3 separate regions of the Homo sapiens genome follow, and all the other regions are linked to region 2. A link is a loop called in an ENCODE intact Hi-C map of the cell type or tissue named here. Cell type or tissue: PC-9. All regions are shown on one strand. Links, peaks and the distances in the headings refer to the core of each region. The heading gives the core; the rest is flanking DNA. Region 1 has its middle 35 kb from the start of SASH1. Region 2 overlaps SASH1 (SAM and SH3 domain containing 1). Region 3 has its middle 150 kb from the start of SASH1.

Region 1 (6,964 bases), core at 1,150-6,149, 140 kb after region 2:
TGAAACCCTGTCTCTACTAAAAATAAAAAAATTAGCTGGGCATAGTGGCAGGCGCCTGTAATCCCAGCTACTTGGGAGGCTGAGGCAGCAGAATCGCTTGAACCTGGGAGGCAGATGTTGCAGTGAGCCGAGACCATGCCACTGCTCTCCAGCCCGGGCGACAGAGTGACACTCCGTCTTGGGGGGAAAAAAAAGAAAGAAAAAAAAAAAGAAAAGAAAAAAAGAAGCTTAGGTGTGGTGGTGCTTGCCCATAATCCCAGCTATTCAGGAGGCTGAGGCCGGAGGATCACTTGAGCCCAGGAGTTTGAGACCAGCCTGGGCAACATAATGAGACCCTAGCTCAAAAAAACAAAACAAAACAAAGCAAAACAAACAAACAAAACCCTGTCAGACTGACTTTCTACACCATTTTCTATTCCAATAGGCAATGCTTGAGAGTTTCCTTTGCTCCACATCCTTGCCAGCACTTGCCATTACCAGCCTTTTTTTTTAAAAGTCATTCTAATAGTTATTTTGTTGTTTTTAAATTTGCATTTTCCTGATGACTAATTATGTTGAGTATCTTTTCATGTGTTCTGTTAAATCTTTTGCCCGTTTTAAAAATCATGCTATTTTCTTGTTATTGAGTTTTGAGATAACTGAATATATATTCTGGATACAAGTCCTTTATCAAATACATACTTTGCAAATATTTTCTCTCAGTGTGTGGTTGCCTTCTCATTTTATAGCATCTTTCAAGGAGAATTTTAAATTTTGACTAAGTTCAATTTATCCATGTTTTCTTTTATGAATCATATCTTGTTTTAGTGACAAAATCTTATTTACCACAGTCACAGTGATTTTACATTGAGGTCTACAATCTATTTTTTTTTTTTTTTTTCACATATGGATGTCCTATTGTTCCAGCACCAGTTGTTAAATAGATACAGCAGAGATTTGCACTGAGGCTTTTTTGATTCTAGAGGCTAAGTTTGTTTTGTTTTGAGACAACGTTTCACTCTTGTCGCCCAGCTGGAGTGCAGTGTCGCAATCTTGGCTTACTGCAACCTCCGTCTCCTGGGTTCAAGAGATTCTCCTACCTCAGCCTCCCAAGTAGCTGGGACTACAGGCACGCACCACCACACCTGGCTAATTTTTGTATTTTTAGTAGAAACGGGGTTTCACCACGTTAGCCAGGCTGGTCTCAAACTCCTGATCTCCGGTGATCCACCCTCCTCGGCTTCCCAAAGCGCTGGGATTACAGGCCTGAGCCACCAGGCCCAGCCTAGAGGCTAAGTTTTACCATGTACTTCCTGTACTATGCTTGTTTATATTTTTAATTTTCTACTGGATTCTAAACTCTGCCAGACTTCCCTACATTCCCCCACATGGTGCCTTGAACATCATATGTCCTCACTGAATACTCCTAGGTTGACATTTAAATGGAAGATGGGATATTAATTACTCAAAACTCGCCAGTTTTTGTTCTCCTTTGCCCAAGAAATGAATGATACCCTTGTACATGGTGTGTATGTGTTTAGAGCTCTGACCCACCCAACATGCTGGCAAAGGTCACCTGTCAAATGTTTACAATTGACCTTCATACCCTAAGTCTTTTAATACAAGGAGAGAGGAACTAGCTTTTTTTTTTTTTTTTTAAAGCAACATGAGAAGGTAACATAAGCCTCCATCTACCAAGGATATGGGGACAATAGCCTTTCTTCTGACCTCATTCCTGCCTGTTGTACAAGCCAGGGCTGTCCTAAGGAATGATCATTTGCCAATCTGTTCTGACCAGTGGGCAGGGCCAGCTCAGAGACAATCTGGGGCCAGAACTAGTGGGTGGATATGGGTGGAGGTGGGAAATATGCCACACTAGTGTAACTGAGATTAACTGAGGTCTTGATTCTGATCCTAGAGTAAATAAGCTAGTGCAGGCAAGCCCTTCATGTGACCTTCAGCTCCATGGATTTATAAGCAAAGGCCTTTCTGTAACCCACAGAGGGCAAAGCCAGCAAACCACTGCTTAGCCTTTACCACTGAAAAGGCAGAAAGTCTTGCAAAGTCTATTTGAAAAGACGTTGTCTTTATACTCCATCACTCTTTCTGGATTATAATAACCTTCAGTTCTCACCGAATATTCTGTACTCTTTTTTCCCCCCAGGCAGCATAACTACAAGCACCAAGCCATTCCTGATGGGACCATTTAGAGAAAGAGAATCTTTTTTTTTTTTTTTTTTTGGAGACAGAGTCTTGCTCTGTCACCCAAATTGGAGTGCAATGGTGAAATCTTGGCTCACTGCAACCTCCACCTCCGGAGTTCAAGCGAGTCTCCTGCCTCAGCCTCCTGAGTAGCTGGGACTACAGGCGTGTGCCACCACCCCTGGCTAATTTTTGTATTCTTAGTAGAGATGGGGTTTTGCCACGTTGGTCAGGCTGGTCTCGAACTCCTGACCTCAGGTGATTCACCCACCTCGGCCTCCCAAAGTGCTGGGATTACAGGCATGAGCCACTGCGTCTGGCAGAGAAAGAGAATCTTATGGACTGACAAGGAACAATTCTATTTTCTAGACATGAGAAACTACATCACAAGACAGTAAAGCAGAAAATACTTTAAAAAGCTCCTAAGTTGCCAGGTGCGGTGGCTCACACCTGTAATCCCAGCACTTTGGGAGGCCGAGGTGGGTGGATCACCTGACGTCAGGAGTTCGAGACCAGCCTCACCAACGTGGTGAAACCCTATCTCTACTAAAAATACAAAAATTAGCCAGGCATGGTGGCGCATGCCTGTAATCCCAGCTACTTGGGAGGCTGAGGCAGGAGAATTGCTTGAACCTGGGAAGCGGAGGTTACAGTGAGCCAAGGCAGCGCCATTGCACTCCAGCCTGGGCAACCAGAGTGAAACTCCATCTCAAAAAAAAAAAAAAAGCTCCTAAGTTTTTGATGAACAACTGATATGATACCTGAAGAGTTCTTTGCCTGGGACCCATTACAGAGCAAGTTCTTTAAAATGCCGTATTGTTACCCATTATTATACATTTTTGGGGGGGGCGGATTTAATATCTTTTTAACTGTGGCAAAACACCATTATTAAATTTTGCCCAAGGTGCGATACATATATACACTTGGATGTGTGCATGCATACACACACGTACACAAACACATGTGAGACACCACAGAAGAAGTGAAAGAGGGACATGGAGGTTAGAAATCCAGAGAAAAAGATGGATCCAGAGATACCCAAGAAAGAGATCAAAAAGATAGTGAGGACACAGTGGCTGGTTATACTTCTTGCTTATCTCTATGGTAAACCTGTGAGTGTTCAGGCTGTCTCTCTTCCGTGTTTTCTGCCCTCATATTACCATAGATCTCCTGCTAGGATCATGGCGCCTCTTCAGTGCTTTGCACATCTTGACCATTCAGAGTCAGCTGAATTATTTCAGAAAAGAATTAAATAAAATATATTTGTCGTGCAAATATTACTGGAAAAGTCATCAAACCCTGAGCCAAGTGACCAATTAAGCAAAATTCTACTAAGTGATTTGCTTTCCACCAAAATAAAGCCAAGTTAAGTTGACTAAGAGGCTGAGCAGACATTTTAATAACCTAATTCAACAAGCAGCTGCCTAATTCAACAAGCAGCAGAAGGGAGATGACAGGTCATTCTGGTAGGGCTGGATTCTTAGGATCAGTCATACATCAACCTTTGAAGCCTGGGATCAGCAAGGGGTGGAATAACAATAAATACAATCAGATGCTTGGAGCCTTGGGGCAGCCACGGAACCTGTTTCATAAATATCTTGTTCCAGGAGGATGCTATTATTTAATGGGCTTGGCACCTCATTATACTGTAAGCTCTTTTAGGGTAGGGCTCCCAGCTTCCTCTCCAGTTGCCTATAAAGGTTGTGCTGGCCAGGTGCGGTGGCTCATGTCTGTAATTCCAGCACTTTGGGAGGCCGAGGCAGGCAGATCACGAGGTCAGGGGTTTGAGACCAGCCTGACCAACATGGCGAAACCCTGTCTCCACTAAAAATACAAAATTAGCCAGGCATGGTGGCACACACCTGTAATCCCAGCTACTCAGGAGGCTGAGGCAGGAGAATCGCTTGAACCTGGGAGGCGGAGGTTGCAGTGAGCCAAGATTGAGCCACTGCACTCCAGCCTGGATGACAGAGCGAGACTCTGTCTCAAAAAATAAGAAAGAAAAGAAAGAAAGAGACAGAGAGAGAGAAAGAAAGAAAGAAAGAAAGAAAGAAAGAAAGAAAGAAAGAAAGAAAGAAAGAAAGAAAGAAAGAAAGAAAAGAAAGAGAAAGGTAGGTTGTGCTGAGGATGTGACAAGCAGCCAGTTCTCTGGGTCACTCAAGGATGACTAAGAGGAACTGTCACCCTATATGTTTACAAATACCAAGGCCTGGTCATCTGACCCACCTCTGCTTGAGCACATTGCACAGAGTGAGTTCCTAGAGGTACATTCCCATTCCTGTGGCCAGGATGAAGCTCTCCCAATTCTTGAGTGCAGCTGGTTTCTGAGACACAGGGGTTCTGCATGGGCTGTTGGGTGATGTGTTCTACAGCCTCTTTCTCAGGGGGAAAGGAGGAATGAAGAAGAAAACCTGACCCTGTCTCAGCTCGGGAGAATCTTGTGTGTGTTTCTAGGGAGAGGAGACTGTGCGAATAGGAGGGAAAGACTGCTTCAATAAAACAAAAGAGGGGCTGTAAGTAGGAGTGTGGATGGATGCCTCCCCTACCACAGCAAGATTGAAGACTCCCTGGAGAAACTTAGTGTGGGTTGAAGTAGCAGCTGCTTTGAGAACACAAAATATTGGAAGCAGAAAGCAACCTCAGCAATAGAGGAAGTGGCAGTGGGTGAAGAGTCTTGCCAATCAACAAGAGTTTCCCTGGGACCCAGCTGAGGCCTGGAACCTTGGGGCTCAGAGGCCTGTGGCCCTGGCTGGAAGACTTGTGCTGGTTAATTTCCATCTTCCCCTCAGATCTATCTCTGCCATCTGTCCCTTTAGAGGCGGACATCTATAGATGGCATCCTGACTTCCTGGTTCTCTGGCTTCTTTTGGGTTGGGTCAATGGCAGAGAGAACAAGCGAGTGGAAAGAGAAAGAAGTAGGTAGGGTATTTATGTCTATTCTTACCTGTGCCCCCCACCTGCCAAAGTTTTAGCAGTTGCTACATCCCTCTAAGGCCAGGGATCAGTAGAGGTAACTCCTTCTTCCAGGGTTCTGTTTTCTTTTTTTAAAATTGTTTTAATTTTGAATTTTTATGGATACATAGTAGGTGTATATATTTATGGGGCACATGAGATATTTTGATACAAGCATATAATAATCACACCAGGATAAATGGGGCTCATCACCTCAAGCACTCATCATTTCTTTGTGCCATGGACATTCCCATTGTACTCCCTGAGTTATTCTAAAACATAAACGTTCTGGTACCTGATTTAACAACCGTTTCCTCGAATTTCTCCTTCAGACTTAAGCATAGGAAAGGCTTTCTGATGTTGCTAGTTTCTGGTGCGTCACTATCTTTGGTTGTTCTTTAATCCTGCCCACAGCTCTGTTAAATAGTCCCCTTATTTGACTCTTGTCAAACTCACTGGGTCTGCCAGTTGTTTAAATGCTGAATCCTGACTGAAAGAGAGATCATTTTCTTTTCTTTCTTTCTTTCTTTTTTTTTTTTTTTTTTTTTGAGTCAGAGTCTCGCTCTGTCGCCCAGGCTGGAGTGCAATGGCACGATCTTTGGCTCACTGTAATCTCTGTTTCCTGGGTTCAAGCAATTCTCCTGCCTCAGCCTCTCGAGTAGCTGGGATTATAGGTGCCCGCCACCACATCCAGCTAATTTTTGTATTTTTAGTAGAGATGGGGTTTCACCGTATTGACCAGGCTGGTCTCTTGGCCAGGGTGATCTCGAACTCCTGACCTCATGATCCCCCCGCCTCGGTTTCCCGAAGTGCTGGGATTACAGGCGTGAGCCACTGCGCCTTGTCAAGAGATCAGTTTCAAGGTTTCCACAGAGCAAGAGCTTTGGTGAGCTTCTGATTGTAAACTCAGGAACAAATAGAACCTTTAACTCTCCTCAGGAACCCATGCAGCAGTAGACAAAAGACGCAAAGAACTTGAGGAAATGAGCCTCAGCCCAGGAATGTTAATGAGAAAGAAACTCTGGAACAATGACCAAAAGTGTATAAATAGGGGATAAACTGCTGAATACATTCTAAAGAAATGTGTATTCAGGAACTGAGTAGTATAGACTGTAGAAGTTATTTATTTATTGATTTATTTGAGACTGAGTCTCGCTCTATCGCCCAGGCTAGAGTGCAGTGGCACAATCTTGGCTCACTGCAACCTCCACCTCCTGGGTTCACGCGATTCTGGTGCCTCAGTCTCCCAAGTGGCTGGGATTACAGGCACCCGCCATCACCACGTCCAGCTAATTTTTGTATTTTTAATAGAGACGGGATTTTACCATGTCGGCCAGGCTGATCTCGAACTCCTGACCTCAAGTGATCCGCCTGCCTCGGCCTCCCAAAGTGTTGGGATTACAGGCGTGAGCCATGGCACCTGGCCAGAATGTAGAAGTTATTTTAATAAGCTTTTCTAGAAGTTGTAAAATTTTAATGCTAGGTCTTTAAAAAGTTCTTTTTCTTCTCTTTTTTTAAGGTGGAAGATTTGGTTATTTTTAATTTTAATTTTTATTTTATTTGAGATGGAGTCTCACTCTGTCGCCCATGCTGGAGTGCAGTGGCGTGGTCTCGGCTCACTGCAACCTCTGCCTCCCCGGTTCGAGCAAGTCTCTACCTCACCCTCCCTAGTAGCTAGGATTATAGGCGCCCACCACCATGCCCGGCTAATTTTTTTTTTCTTTTCTTTTTTTTTTTTTGAGACGGAGTCACTCTGTCGCCCAGGCTGGAGTGCAGTGGCGCGATCTTGGCTCACTGCAAGCTCTGCCTCCCGGGTTCACACCATTCTCCT
Region 2 (6,964 bases), core at 1,067-6,066:
CTCACAGGAAGGGGTGGGCAGAGCTGCACAGAGTGCACATAAAGGAGAAGAAACTCGAAACTTGGTGGCAAAGTCGCAGCCACCAAGGGAGATGAGAGAAGTGTGACCCGGGGAAAAGTCAGCAGGACCCAATGCAACAGGGACTCACGTGGGGAGAGGCCTCTGGTTAGGTTCCTATGAAGCCACTGACCTCTGAAATAACATTTCATCAGGGAATGAAGACAGGAGCCAGGCTTCATGGCAAAAGTTTAGCAACTAGGGAAAGAGAGAAAAAGAAACATAGTCTGGAAGAACGGCAAGAAGATTTTTCTAGAGTAAAGAAGACCTAAGCATGTTTGTGCATGCTCACTCACTCAATCGATTTATTCAACATTATGGAATATCTTCTGTGTGCCAGGAGAGAAGCAAAAGATCTAGGGCTCAAGGAGTTCAGGGTGGAAGGTGACAACGCACGCACGCACGCACACACACACATACACACACACACACACACACACACTCTCTCCACTGCAATAGAAGCAGGAGAGTCCAGGGGGTGTAGAGGCCAAGTACCAGGCCACTTCACCTCAAGTCTGTGGATTACGGGAGAATTCTGGGAGGGGCCAACCCCAGAGCTGAGGTTTTAAGATTGAATGGAGCTTGCCCAGGGAAAGGTCGGGGAGTGGGCAGCGGGGGGTAATGGTGAGAGTGGGAGACAGAGTATCCCGCTGAAGGAGCAGCATTTCCAAGGCTCAGCACGCCCTGGGAGAATAGGGCCTGTCTGAGAAACTGCAGCGGCTTTTGCTCTGCCTAGGGAGCACATAGCAAGGGCTAAGGTGGCCAGGTAGGTGGATGGCAGACCACAGAGGAAGAGGAGGACGAGGAGGAGGAGGAGGAAGAGGAGGAGGAGGATGAGGAGGAGGAGAAGGAGGAAGAGGAGAAGAGGAAGAAGAAGAGGAGGAAGAACAAGAGGAAGAAGAGGAGGAAAAGGAGGAGGAGGAGGAGAAGGAAGGGGAGGAGGATGACGACAAGATCAGATCAGTGGTGCAAGCAATCAAGAGAGCAGCAGATGATCCAAAGCAGGGAGTTGGAGGGACTGCAACAGGCATGTGTGTGCTGGGACTTCTTCCCTGCAGTCAGAGGAAAGAGGGTGAAGACAAAGATCTTTGAGAGGGAGAAAAGGAAAGCTGACATTATCAAAAGAGTAATCAGCTTGCCAGATAAAACATACCTGAGAGCGAAGCATTGTCCAAGGAGAGTAAGTGTCCGCAGAGAACATTTATAAACTATATTCGATCCTCTTTATTTCACCACAGAACACTGCTCTATTGGCCTTCTCTACTTTTATTTACCTTCCTTTTCCATCGTGCTATATATTTTTGGACTTTTTCACCATAAAATAGTTCAAGTGTAGCCACAGATAATGAAAAAAAGTGAAACTAAATCAGTGAATGTTCAACTCCAGTGAAAGACTTAGTAGAAAAGAAGTTATAAATATTGGCTTAGGTGAAGTTTTGAGATTTATTTTGGACCTTCCTGCCTCTACAGATAAATAACTGGGACCTAGCTTATATCTGGATGAGGGTAGAATTTGCTCCTATTTTCAAGGGAGCCCTGAAGTGTAGGTTTTACCTGCTGCTGTTTATTTGATGCTAACGAACACGATTTGCCACTAGCCTCTGTATTTGCATAAGCAATGCATTCTAAGGACTTTGGAATTACAGCTCTGTGGTTAGGGTTATGGGTTCTTAACTGGGATCAAATCTGTGTACTGCTTCTTAGTAAGTGTGTGGCCCTGGGCAACTTACCTCTGTCCTTTAGTTTTGCATTTGTAGATGGGAATCATACCATTTGTCATCTCGTAGGATTTTTGTATTAAGTGAGTCAATGTTAAGTGCTTAGCTCAGTTCCTGGCACATAATAAGAACTCAATAAGCATCACCTATTATTACCTGTCTATGCCTTTTCAATTTTTAGTCTATATAAACCACCCCATGAAGATTTCCTCCATAAACATATTACAAAATAGCCAGGTGGCCCTCCCTACAGTTGGCTTCCTTGAATGTAATGACACTAAAGAATCTTGACACACAGCTTGTCAGACATCTAGGTAATTTTCAGATTCCTTTGTTTACATGCATACAAATAAAAGTTAAACTTTTCATAGAAAATACTGCTAGTCTCCTACGCAATGTCTATTCACCCTCTTTCCTTAAGAAAAGAACCCTGGCCAGGCACGGTGGCTCACGCCTGTCATCCCAGCACTTTAGGAGGCCAAGGCGGGCGGATCATGAGGTCAGGAGATCAAGACCATCCTGGCTAACACGGTGAAACCCCGTCTCTACTAAAAATACAAAAAATTAGCTGGGCATGATGGCGGGCACCTGTAGTCCCAGCTACTGGGGAGGCTGAGGCAGGAGAATGGCGTGGACCTGGGAGGCGGAGCTTGCAGTGAGCCAAGATCGCGCCACTGCACTCCAGCCTGGGCGACAGAGTGAGGCTCCGTCTCAAAAAAAAAAAAAAAAAAAAAAAAAAAAAAAAAAAAAAGAACCCTATGTTGTTCAGGATAGCAATGTGCTCCGTTAAAAATGCTCACTTCTCTAAACTCCCTTATAGCTATGGTGGTCAAGTGACCCAATTCTGGGTCCCCTTTCTTTGCTTTATTTTTCTCCATACCATGACTTTAAATATGTAATTTTTGTTCTAGTATATGCCCCTGCCTTCAAACGTAAGCTCGTGACAGTTCTGTCCATCACTATATCCTGGGCCCCCTGAAGGGAGCCTTCTACAACCGGTAGTTGGTCAGCAAACAGCTGCTGCACGAGGAAATGAGTGGCACACACTGGAATGTGGTGGACAGGGTTTCTAGGAAAGCTCTGCAAAGCACAAGGTTTAGCCTTGGGACCTACTGCCTTCTTCCCTCTCTTCGCCCTGCTTTTTCTTCCCACCTAGAAGATGCAGCAGCCACTTTGAGGCTATGACGGGAAAGAAAAAGAAAGAAGAAAAAAGAAAGCAGTCCAGCCATCTGGGTTTCTGAAGGCCGACTTGAGTCATGGAGCCAGCCCTGGACCCATTCATGGAACTCAGATGTGTCTAAGGAATCACTATTTGTCAGGTTTTCTGCGACTCGTAGCTAAACTCATTTGTTGTAGTTATAAAGCTATTTCCCAGCCCTCTCAAGAAAAGCCTTACCCTCTAAATATTCTTAAAAGTGTCTGGTAATAGAAAATTAGTTAATTTCACCTGTTCAGCCAGTTGACACAAATCCGAGATTGAGCAATAAAGCAGGTATGTCAGAGGCATTTGAACCAGAGCGTCTCCACCTTGAACTGGGGCTGGGTAAAATAAGGCTGAGACCTGCTGGGCTGCATTCCCAGAAGGCTAGGCATTCTTAGTGACAGGATGAGACAGGAGGTTGGCAGGACTGGTGTCACAAGATACAGGTCAAAGATCCTGCCGATAAAACAGGATGCAGTAAAGAAGATTGCCAAAACCCACCAAATCCAAGATGGCGATGAAAGTGACCTCTGGTCATCCTCACTGCTCATTATATGTGAATTATAATGCAATAGCACACCAAAAGACACTCCTAGCAGCACCATGACAGTTTACAGGTGCCGTGGCAACATCTGGAAGTTACCCTATGTGGTCTAAAAAGGGAGGGATGCTCAGTTCTGGGAACTGCCTGCCCTTTCCCCAGAAAACTCATAAATAATTCACCCCTTGTTTAGCATATAATCAAAAATCAACTGTAAGTCTATTCAGTCGAGCAGCCCATGCCACTGCTCTGCCTATGGAGTAGCTATTCTTTGGTTTCTTTACTTCTCTGATAAACTTGCTTTCAGTTTACTCTATGGACTTGCCCTGAATTCTTTCTTGCATGAGGTCCAAGAACCCTCTCTTGGGGTCTAGATCAGGACCCCCTTCCAGTAACAGATAGTCTCATCAATAAGCGATGTAGATAGATATAAAGAGAAGAGGCTCAAATGAAATCTCCCTTGGCCTTCTTTATTAAACTTCCAGTGAAAGCATATGGAGAGACCAGATAGTGTAAGAAAATAAGGATGAATGGGGACCCCACCAAACTCATAATGGGGTAGGGAGGGTCTGTTCTTTCTTTCCACACACCTACTTACCTATCACCTACCTATCAACCCACCTCTTGTATATGCAGGTCAAGCACATCTAGAGGTCAGCAGCCCCACTTGGCAGGGGCATCCACAATAGATGCTGAGATGCCAGGTATGTCGGAAATCTCACTGCTTGTCTCTCTCCCTCCCCCTCTTCTGGTCAGAGCTAACTTCCTGTGACTTGAGACTTTAAACCCTGTTAAATGCTAAATACTACTGACAGAAGTGATGTTATTTTTTAGAAACAGACATTTGAAACATAATTAAGGCCAGATACCTCCCTTAGAATAGGTTTCAGCTGGGCAAGGAGGACAGAGGCGTGCACACAGGGGGTCCCTGAGACAAGCTGGGAGACTGGATCTGCGAGGCAGGAGTCGCAGGAGCAGTGCTCAGCTTCCACGCTGCCTCCTTCTTTGCATTTCTGCTTCTAAGGGTGGGCCCCTGCAGGTCTTGCCCACATGTGTTTTCTAAGTTCTCTTGTTTTTGGAATAAAAAGCAGAGAAAACTTCTGCCCACAGAACACCACTCTGACGCAGAATGATATTTTGGTTGGCAGAGACTTTTGCAGACACCAACCAGACACAGCCAACTGGTTCGCCAGGTCACCCTTTGAGGGTCCTGTACTCAACAGCAAGGCTCCCAGCAAGCATTTTGATGTAAGGGAATAGTGAGATTGTCTATTTGCATCTTCAAATACAATGTATAAATTATTCTATAGCGACAATGCATCAAACCTATTCAAATTATAATCTGACTTAGGATTTTCAGGGTGATACATCTTTAAAAGCAAATGAAATTTAAACACAAAACCTCTTGGGAGATTTTATACAAAATAATCATCAATGCAAGAATAAGTATCACCCTTCTGCAACCATCACAGTAACACTGATTCAGGCAAGAATCATGGAAAGAATCTAAAACCAACAGGTAAAAGTTTGATGAGAAACATAATAGTTTCACGGTCTCAGAGGATCACCTCACAATATATGTATATACATACATACATATATATAAAATATATATAAAAATATATAATATGTATTATATATAATATATATATTATATATATATTCACTACAAAGAAGAAATTGTAACTTCTCAGAGAAAACCTGGCAGATACCACCTTAAGTGAATGACCAAAATTAATATCACTAATAATGAAATAAACGGACATCACGGGCCCCCGATATAATGCACTGTGGCGCAAAAAAACACAAAAACAAATAAACCCTAAACAACAAATACTTCATCAAACAACTAGCTTACACTCTGAAAAAGGCTAAGAAACCCTTTCAGATTAAATGTGACAAAAGACGTGACACCAACATGCCGTGAGCCATTTTTTTTTTTTTTTTTTTTTTTCTAAAAAGTGCTGGATTGGAAAAACACTGCTAAAAGAGACATTATTGGGACAATTAGTAAAACAAATACAGCTGGCACGGTGGCTCATCCCTGTAATCCCAGCACTTTGGGAGGCTGAGGCGGGCAGATCATTTGAGGTCAGGAGTTCGAGAACAGTCTGCCCAACATGGTGAAACCCTGTCCCTACTAAAATACAAAAAATAGTAGCCGGGTATGGTGGCGGGTGCCTGTAATCTCAGCTACTCAAGAGGCTAAGGCAGGAGAATAGCTTGAACCCAAGAGGTGGAGGTTGCAGTGAGCCGAGATGACGCCACTGCACTCCAGCCTGGGCGACAGAGCGATACTCCCTCTCAAAAATAAATAAATAAATAAAAAAGAAAAGAAAAGAAAAAGAAAAACTTGAATAGAAACTATGTATTAGAAAAAGTTATTAAGTTTCCTGTATTTGGTCATTATACTATATTATTCTGTAACAGAATGTCATTGTCCTTAGGAAATATTTGCTTAAGCATTTAGGGGTGACAATCATGATGTCTACCATTTATTCTCAAACAGGCCAGCAGTAATAATAATTAATGGTGGTGTATGTGGGGGGCAGGGGGTGTGTGAGAGAGAGAGAGAGAAAGCTCAGGAGTGTGCAAATGTCAACAACTGGTGGCCCACGTGAAGATTACATGAACATTCACTGCACAATTCTCAATCCTTGAAACTTTACTGTAACTTTAAATTTATTTTAATATTTTTTTCTTTTGAGATGGGGTCTTGTTCTTTCACCCAAGCATGATCACAACTCACTGCAGCCTTAACTTCCTGGGCTCAGGGGACCCACCTGCCTCAGCCTCACGAGTAGCTGGGACTACAGGTGGGCACCACCACACCTGGCTAATTTTGGGGGGGCTGGGGGCGGGGGGCTGGTGCTGGATCAGACAGGGTCTTACTATGTTGCCCAGGCTGATCTCAAACTCCTTGCCTCAAGTGATCCTCCCACCTCAGCCTCCCAAAGTGCTGGAATTACAGGCCTGAGCCACTGCACCCAGCCATAAAAGTTTTCAAAAGAAAGTGTTTTTAAGTTAAAAGCAAAGGATAGCATAGTTTTCAAAAGCCATTAACAGAGAAATAAAGGACAAAATGTTTTTAAACTTTCAAATTGTTTAGAAACACATTAAGTTTGAACCACTTAAAATTACAGAGGCAAAATGACAATATTACAAATGGAGACAGTGGGCGTGTGTTTAAAATTTTTTGTTAACCTCAGAGGAGGCCATCAGTCTCTCTCAGCCACAAGAGCCATGCCACATTTTACTAAGTAAAGGATATAAACACGGAAAGAATGACTCTCCACAATTGAGGGGAAGAAGTACTACCCAGCCTAACTAAGGTTAGTACAAATTTGGTGAGTCACTTCCTCTTAGGAGGAAGAGCAAACATTTCTCGTTTCCTGAAGGATTCAGAGATTCTGAGGGAACACCTGAGCTCTCAGCCTGAATCATGGC
Region 3 (6,964 bases), core at 1,326-6,325, 250 kb after region 2:
CTCCAGGATCTGCTCCATTCTCTATCTTTCCCCAGTCCCTCACATCCATTTCCTGTTCAATCACTCAGCAGTATCCTGTCACCAGAGGCGTTTCTGCCTCCCAGCATTTACTCGACACCATCATCTCCTTCATCTGGATGCCTATCCCTCTCCTTTCCAAATTCTATCCATCAATTTCCATCATGAAACCTTCTTTGACTCTTCTGGGCCTCACAGACTTCCCTGACTTCAGACTTGCTATTCCACTTAATTTCTGAACCATGCCGTCTGCCACTCAATTATATATTATTCTGTTCTCTAATTGTTTCATGGATGTTTGTCTTATCTCACAATTATATTTTGACCTTCCTGAGTCAAGATCACGTCTTCTTCCTCTGTATTCTCCATAGAAACAGCGGATTTAGTCATAGAGGCTGGGCTCGATGAGCACTTGCCTGATGCTTCAATGAGGCAGGTATTCAGATGAGCTCACTGGGAGAAAGAGGATGGTGGCAAAGAAAGATGGCTGGGGTCTCTTGGGAGGAGATGATCAGACAGGACTATGCAGAGAGTTACCACTGTCCACTTTCCCCAAATAATCATGCATGGCCATCATGCCCTCTGCTACCTGCACTTTCATATATGGTTCGTGCTTGTTGAAGCTGTGCTAGGTTGAATTGTTTCACTGGGTTGTATGCAAGGGGAGACCTAATCTACCAACTGTCCTGGACCAGCACATAGCCTTGAGACTTAAAGCTGCACTTGGAGGCAAGCTTCTGAATTTGAGCTCCCAGGGGTTACTATTATCCTCTTTGAGAGAAGCATGATCCAGTTATGTCTGACATGAAAGTGAACTTCTAAGTGACTCCAATATTCTGCAAGAGTGAAGACATTCAAGAACTCAGATGCACTAAGAGCAAAAAATGATGAGAGAACTCTTGATGGAAGAACCACTCTGATCCTCCTGGTGGAGAAGGCTGAGAGACAATGTCCAACATTCTGTAGGAAATCACCAGAGCCTTAGATTTCTCACTCCCAGCCCACTCATTAACCAGAGAGCACCAAGCCTGTTATTAAATCTCTATGTCTCACAATCTACACAGTTCAGATAACAACCTGCTGACCACAGGAGAGGTTGGGTGCATTAATTATGATAGAAAGCCACTGTGGAAATATACCAGGCCCTCCAAAATCCATTTCTGTTGGTTCACACAGGTTGAGTAGCCATTGGTTCATAGTAAATTGCAGTCCCTCCTGCCCTGGGCTGTGCCTGTCACTGGGTGTCTGTGCTGGCAGGTAATCTGTCCATGACACAGACTAAAAGGCGCGTAAGAGAGGCTAATGAGTTGCCACCAGCTCCCCGAGGCACCTTCTGGGGCTGCTGACTTAGCTCTCTCACGGGAAGCCACCACCCACCTGCCAGGGGAACTGGTGACACATGTAGTGGCAGTGCTGGAGCCGGGGTGAAAGAGAGTTTCAAAATGAGGGGAGAATTTTCAAAATGGCAGTTTGGACAACCATGATTTAACAAAACAAGAGGCTACCTTGAATTTGCATGGTAGCTGCTTATAAGTCCGATAGTTCTCTCATGTGACTATCTGATTTGGAAAACTCCTTGAGCAGTTCTGGGTGGACAGGACCAATGCCTACGTCTCAGTCCTTTGTGTATTTCCTGAGCATCGGCCTCTGCCCAGTCCCCATAGGTTTAGGACTCTGGAGCCAGTCAGAGCCTGCTGCTACATCAGCTCCCAGCTCCTTGGAGCACAGATGTTCCTCTCTGCCTGGAGGACATGCAGAAAAAACCTTTTTAATTTTTCTATAGTTTGTCAAAATGAACTCTTAATAAAAATAAAGACATTTAAAAAAACCTAAGTATTGTAAGAGCATAGAAATGATTGAGTTTCCAGAATACAATATATTGATGTGCTTGCTAAGTAAACGAGTGAAATAATTGGATAAACAAAAGTAAATGTATTAAATGTTTGAATATTGATCTAAAAATTGTGCTTTTTAGTTATGTTTAGAAATAATAATACATTTTTTTACCCTCCTTTCTCCAAAGACATCACACAGAATGGCTTACCAGCTCAGATATAGCATTATAATTTAAGACATCAGAGATACTGAACATTCTTTTTTTGTTTTGTTTTGAGACGGAGTCTCGCTCTGTCGCCCAGGCTGGAGTGCAGTGGCGCGATCTCGGCTCACTGCCAGCTCCGCCTCCTAGGTTCACGCCATTTTCCTGCCTCAGCCTCCCGAGTAGCTGGGACTACAGGAGCCCGCCCCACAACCGGCTAATTTTTAGTATTTTTAGTAGAGACGGGGTTTCACCGTGTTAACCAGGATGGTCTCGATCTCCTGACCTCGTGATCCTCCCGCCTTGGCCTCCCAAAGTGCTGGGATTACAGGCACGAGCCACCGCACCTGGACCTGAACATTCTTTAATGAATAGAAGTGACTACTTTAGAAACCAATGTTTCAGTATGCTCACAGAATAAACTTAGTGTCATAAAAGATGGTAGTATAGGTCATACTGCCAGGGAAAAGACAGATGAGTCACATCGTTGCCACGAAAAGATAATTTGTTATACCATCCAATCTAAAAATTACCTGTTTGCAACAGAATTTTCTATTTCCAATGAAGCTGAAATTTACATTAGAAAGGAGAAAACAAAATGAAATTTTATGCTATGAGACAGTGAAGGATAACTAAAAACAAAAAACCCACTGGAATGGGGGGTGGGGTCTGTGATCTTGTAGCCAGACTATGGGTTGTTTGGATAGAGGGACTTCAGTTTACTCCACTATAAAATGACATGATCATCTAGAATCACCAAAGTCAGGGAATCTCTGCATTCTTTGATGCATTCAAGACTGTACCAAGTCATCTAAAGTAAACTCAGCAGTTCTTGGTCACATAAAGGGAAAATGGCAGGTACGAATATGTTCAGTTCAGAAATCACAAAGGTTAGTCTTAGACATTAGAATCCTCCTTTATTACACCCTTCTGATCATGTTTATGTATACACACCTTAGAGAAAATCTTAAAAGAGGTACAGTTAAAGAAAACCAAAAGTAAAAATCCAACACAGAGTTCCAAGAAATGCTTCATTTATGTTAAAAATCTACCTTAGAATAATTCCTTTCCACTAGTGAACCATATTGCTTCCACAAAGTCATAAAGCCTTACATGCCCATAGCTGTTAGTATTCTTCATCAATAGAATTAGAAAAAGTTCCTGCCAAACAATTCATTCAAAGCCATTTATCACTAACAAAATTTGATATGTAGAAGGCACGTTTCACTTAAAGTAATAAGCAAGAGTACAATCCTTTGATTATAAATTCCCCTTTCATCTTATTTTATAAAAAGCCACAAGGAAAATGCCCAGCATGATGTCCTTGATATTTAAACACTTTATTCAACTTACCATTAGTTTGCTCCAAAACTCAGCTTCCCTTGTAAAATGCTCCATAGTGAAGGGATAAATTTCTTGTTCTGCCTTGTCAAATGTGTCACTTGTGCTGCTCAAGTGACTGAGCACAGGGAAGCAAACATTTTAGCCAAGCCACTTTCATAATATTGACTGTTGCATTCTCTCATAGCTGGGAGTCTTGGGAGAAATGGAATTTACATATGTGGAGGTAAGAAGGGTGTGGGCATTTCTCACAGTTATGATTCAAAATCGAGATATGTCTCATTCAAGAAGATAATAATATAAATCAAAGAAGAAAAGTATCCCCTAGCATTACTGCCACTTATGACAAGGCAACTGACACTGCCATGTGCACAGGCGCCACGCCTCAGTCATCATGCCAACAATAATCCTTCAGTGGGTGGTGACGTTTCCTTCTGGCATTTTTTTTTGACTCTAGTAATTATAAATCTCTCAGCTCACTTTAAGGTGTGTTCGGTACACAAGAATGGACACCTGGAATGCAAGTAGAAGTGCAAGCTCAGGAAGGCAACTTCTGGCAATCCTGCAGGCAAAATTAACCAAAGTTGGCTACCAAGTGATTCATGCTCCGTGCTACTTTGTTAGAACAGGTCAATTAGGATTTTAAACAGCCATATAAAAATATAGGTGCTTATAATATTCTCACTTTTTTCTGAAAAGAGGCAGGAGAAGATAGAACGTCCTCAAAATATCCTTGAGAGCTGGATCTGTGGTTATCATCTCAGGCACAACTCATCTTCATCCGTGCTGATTAATGATACTCAAAAGAAACATTCTTATAAACAGAGAAGTCTAACGCTCCTACCCACCATTCCTGCAAGTGGAACAAAAATGGAAAGGTAGAACCCAGATGAAGCCTGATGGGAGAGACCTGGAAGAATTCTGGTCCTTTCTTTCTGTGGACTTTACACTTTCAATGAACGTTTCTCGGACATTTGGATCCAATGAAATTGCGAAAGGTTATGAAGAAAAGAAAAACTCAAATGCAAAAACTGCTTTTACCCTTTAATAACCCTTCTCCTGAGTGTTCTAACCACATCTCCCTTCCTTTGCCAGTTCCTAAGTCCACAGGCCTTACTGTGTACTGGCCCTTTGTAGCACAACATAACTGCGGTCAAATGCTGAGCTTTACCTCCAAAGCCTGGAGTGGAAAATCAGAAGCCAACATCATATTGTTCCAATGTGGAATTCACCACTTGGACAGTTTTTCTCCTGCAGGGAGAGTCCATCCCTCCCACATCTACACATGAGTAGGGCTTTCTAAAATGTTTAGTTTTATAAAATTTTACCCAGGAAAACAGTTATGTCTACTGCATTTTCTCTAGTCCCTGGCTATGTCAAATTAGTATTAGCTTTGCCAGATTAACTGCTTAAATGCACGAAAACAATTATTTACAAACCAAGAGACCCAGAAGAATGCAAACCTGGTCAAAAAACAGTAACTTTTCAAGAGGAAATATATGATTTTGCTGGGGAGATATCTAAAAGTCCTTGTTGACTTTCCTTCCTCAGGAGCCTGGGGAGGGCTACCCTTAGCTTAACCACTTCATTAACCTCTGGGCCTTCAGAACCTGTTGTACGAGTCCTGCCTCATAACCGAGTCCACCTCTGTGCTGGTGTCTGTGACTTGCTGAGTCACTTTTGCATACTCTGCAACTCTTCCAAATAGGTGAAACAACTATTTAGGTCTGGCAGGGAGTTTTCTTCTTTCCTATTGGTGAAATCTCATGTTCTATCTGGCTTAACATTCATTTCACTGAGTACAGGCACATGTACTTTTACAAAGATATACTTTTGAAAAGCTACAATACCTCCATGATTCTAAATTGAGTCATATTTTTGGAAAACTCAAGGACATCTTGATACTTAAAGGAATCCCTGGCATATCCACTTGTAAGCTTTTACAACTTTTGCAAAACCACTTGCCAAATGAGTGTTTTACAAGTGTGGGATTTTATAGACTGTGTTTTACTAAATTGAGGGACACCAGCTTAGCCCATGTGGCCTATGACGAACTCAGCTAAGGTCATTGGAGCACAAAAGTGGCTCTACAGGTAAATACTGATTCTTTTCCAGAGAGAGTTATTGAAGTTTTTTAGGCCAGGCACTGTGGCTCACGCTTGTAATCCCAGCACTTTGGGAGGCCGAGGCGGGTGGATCACTTGAGGTCAGGAGTTCGAAACCAGCCTGGCCAACATGGTGAAACCCCATCTCCACAAAAATACAAAAAAAAAAAAATAGCCAGGCATGGTGGCATCCGCCTGTACTCCCAGCTACTTGGGAGGCTGAGACAGGAGAATCGCTTGAACCCAGGAGACAGAGGTTGCTGTGAGCCAAGATAGTGCCATTTGCACTCCAGCCTGGGCAACAGAGCAAGACTTCATCTCAAAAAAAAAAAAAAAAAAAAGTCTTTTTGAGTATTAGTGACTTTTACTTGTGTGCAGACAATTTACAGGAAAAAGGATGCAAAATCAATTTACATTTTCTAACAAATTAAAATGATTTTAAGAGCAATCTGTAAAGGGTGAGTCAGTGGTGCCTTGAAAATGAACCTTTAACCTTCCTGCCCCTTTCTTACAAAACCAAGGCATTGAAAACCCAAAGTTTGGCTGGGTGTGGTGGCTCACATCTGTAATCCCAGCACTTTGGGAGGCCAAGTCGGGTGGATCAGAAGGTCAGGAGATTGAGACCATCTTGGTCAACACGGTGAAACCCCGTCTCTACTAAAATACAAAAAAAAATTAGCCGGGCGTGGCGGCCCATGCCTGTAGTCCCAACTACTTGGGAGGCTGAGGCAGGGGAATTGCTTGAACCAGGAGGCAGAGGCTGCAGTGAGCCGAGATCGTGCCATTGCACTCCAGCCTGGCAATAGAGTGAGACTCCGTCTCAAAAAAAAAAAAATAAAATAAAATAAAAAAAGAAACCCCAAGTTTCTTCTCTTTGCCCGATGTTGATTCAATTTCTTGAAGAGCAGGCTAGATGCTCCTGAGGAATGCAAAGTGCTATGTTTATCACTACCATACATATTAGCAACAGGGTTCGGAGGTTTTAATTTAGAGTTTTTCCCCCTTTTTCTCCTTCTGTGTATTTTTCTCCTTTTCCTATGTCTCTCCATGCCTCCGCGCCTTAGTATGGTAGAAAACAGACCTAGCGTGCAAGGCTTCCTGGTGTTTTCTAAAAGCCTGATTTCCAAAGGGGAGATGGAATTTGAGGAAAGAATGTCTCTGTGAAACAAGCCATGGTGGGTGTGGTGGTGCTTTCATGTAGGAAAACACTTCCCCTGGTCTAGGAGGAGGGCGAGGTGCAAAGGTCGTAGAGAAGCATGGCTCCCCGGCTTTCTTCTGGGAGGCAGAAGACCCTAGGAAGGAAGACTTAAGGGATGTCACAGGAAGAGAAGTGATGGGACTGGGATTCACAGCCTCCACAAAGATTCTCCTACTTGCAGAGGTCATGGAGGAAGCAGAGAGCTGCTGGGCATCAAAGGGGCCACTGTGGTCTGGGACAGTGGGGTGTGCTGGTGAGACCATA

What was found. A loop is a pair of places that touch in the nucleus more often than their neighbours do. Peaks named below come from ENCODE experiments on the same cell type or tissue, not always from the same donor. Only the 100,000 strongest peaks of a DNase experiment are listed, where the experiment ranks them.
Region 1: a loop joins it to region 2, with 18 times the contacts of the local background. A loop is called at or near these places in 2 of 110 quality-filtered maps.
Region 3: a loop joins it to region 2, with 11 times the contacts of the local background. A loop is called at or near these places in 7 of 110 quality-filtered maps.

The regions. Positions count from the first base shown.
Region 1 is chr6:148,304,341-148,311,304 of GRCh38, reverse strand. It overlaps a transcript of SASH1 not described here. Among named protein-coding and RNA genes, the nearest start is that of SASH1, 35 kb to the left of the region's middle. RefSeq lists a silencer at 3,558-3,852 and an enhancer at 3,402-4,088. In PC-9, for the core only: no CTCF peak of the experiment used is centred there; DNase peaks (open chromatin) are centred at 3,734 and 4,404; H3K27ac peaks cover 2,017 bases.
Region 2 is chr6:148,441,651-148,448,614 of GRCh38, reverse strand. The region is part of intron 4 of SASH1 (SAM and SH3 domain containing 1); the gene reads right to left. Among named protein-coding and RNA genes, the nearest start is that of SASH1, 100 kb to the right of the region's middle. RefSeq lists enhancers at 2,417-2,917, 6,728-6,964. In PC-9, for the core only: no CTCF peak of the experiment used is centred there; DNase peaks (open chromatin) are centred at 2,814 and 3,344; H3K4me3 peaks cover 599 bases; H3K27ac peaks cover 3,205 bases.
Region 3 is chr6:148,190,071-148,197,034 of GRCh38, reverse strand. It overlaps a transcript of SASH1 not described here. Among named protein-coding and RNA genes, the nearest start is that of SASH1, 150 kb to the left of the region's middle. In PC-9, for the core only: no CTCF peak of the experiment used is centred there; DNase peaks (open chromatin) are centred at 3,834, 4,524 and 5,064; H3K4me3 peaks cover 2,329 bases; H3K27ac peaks cover 4,075 bases.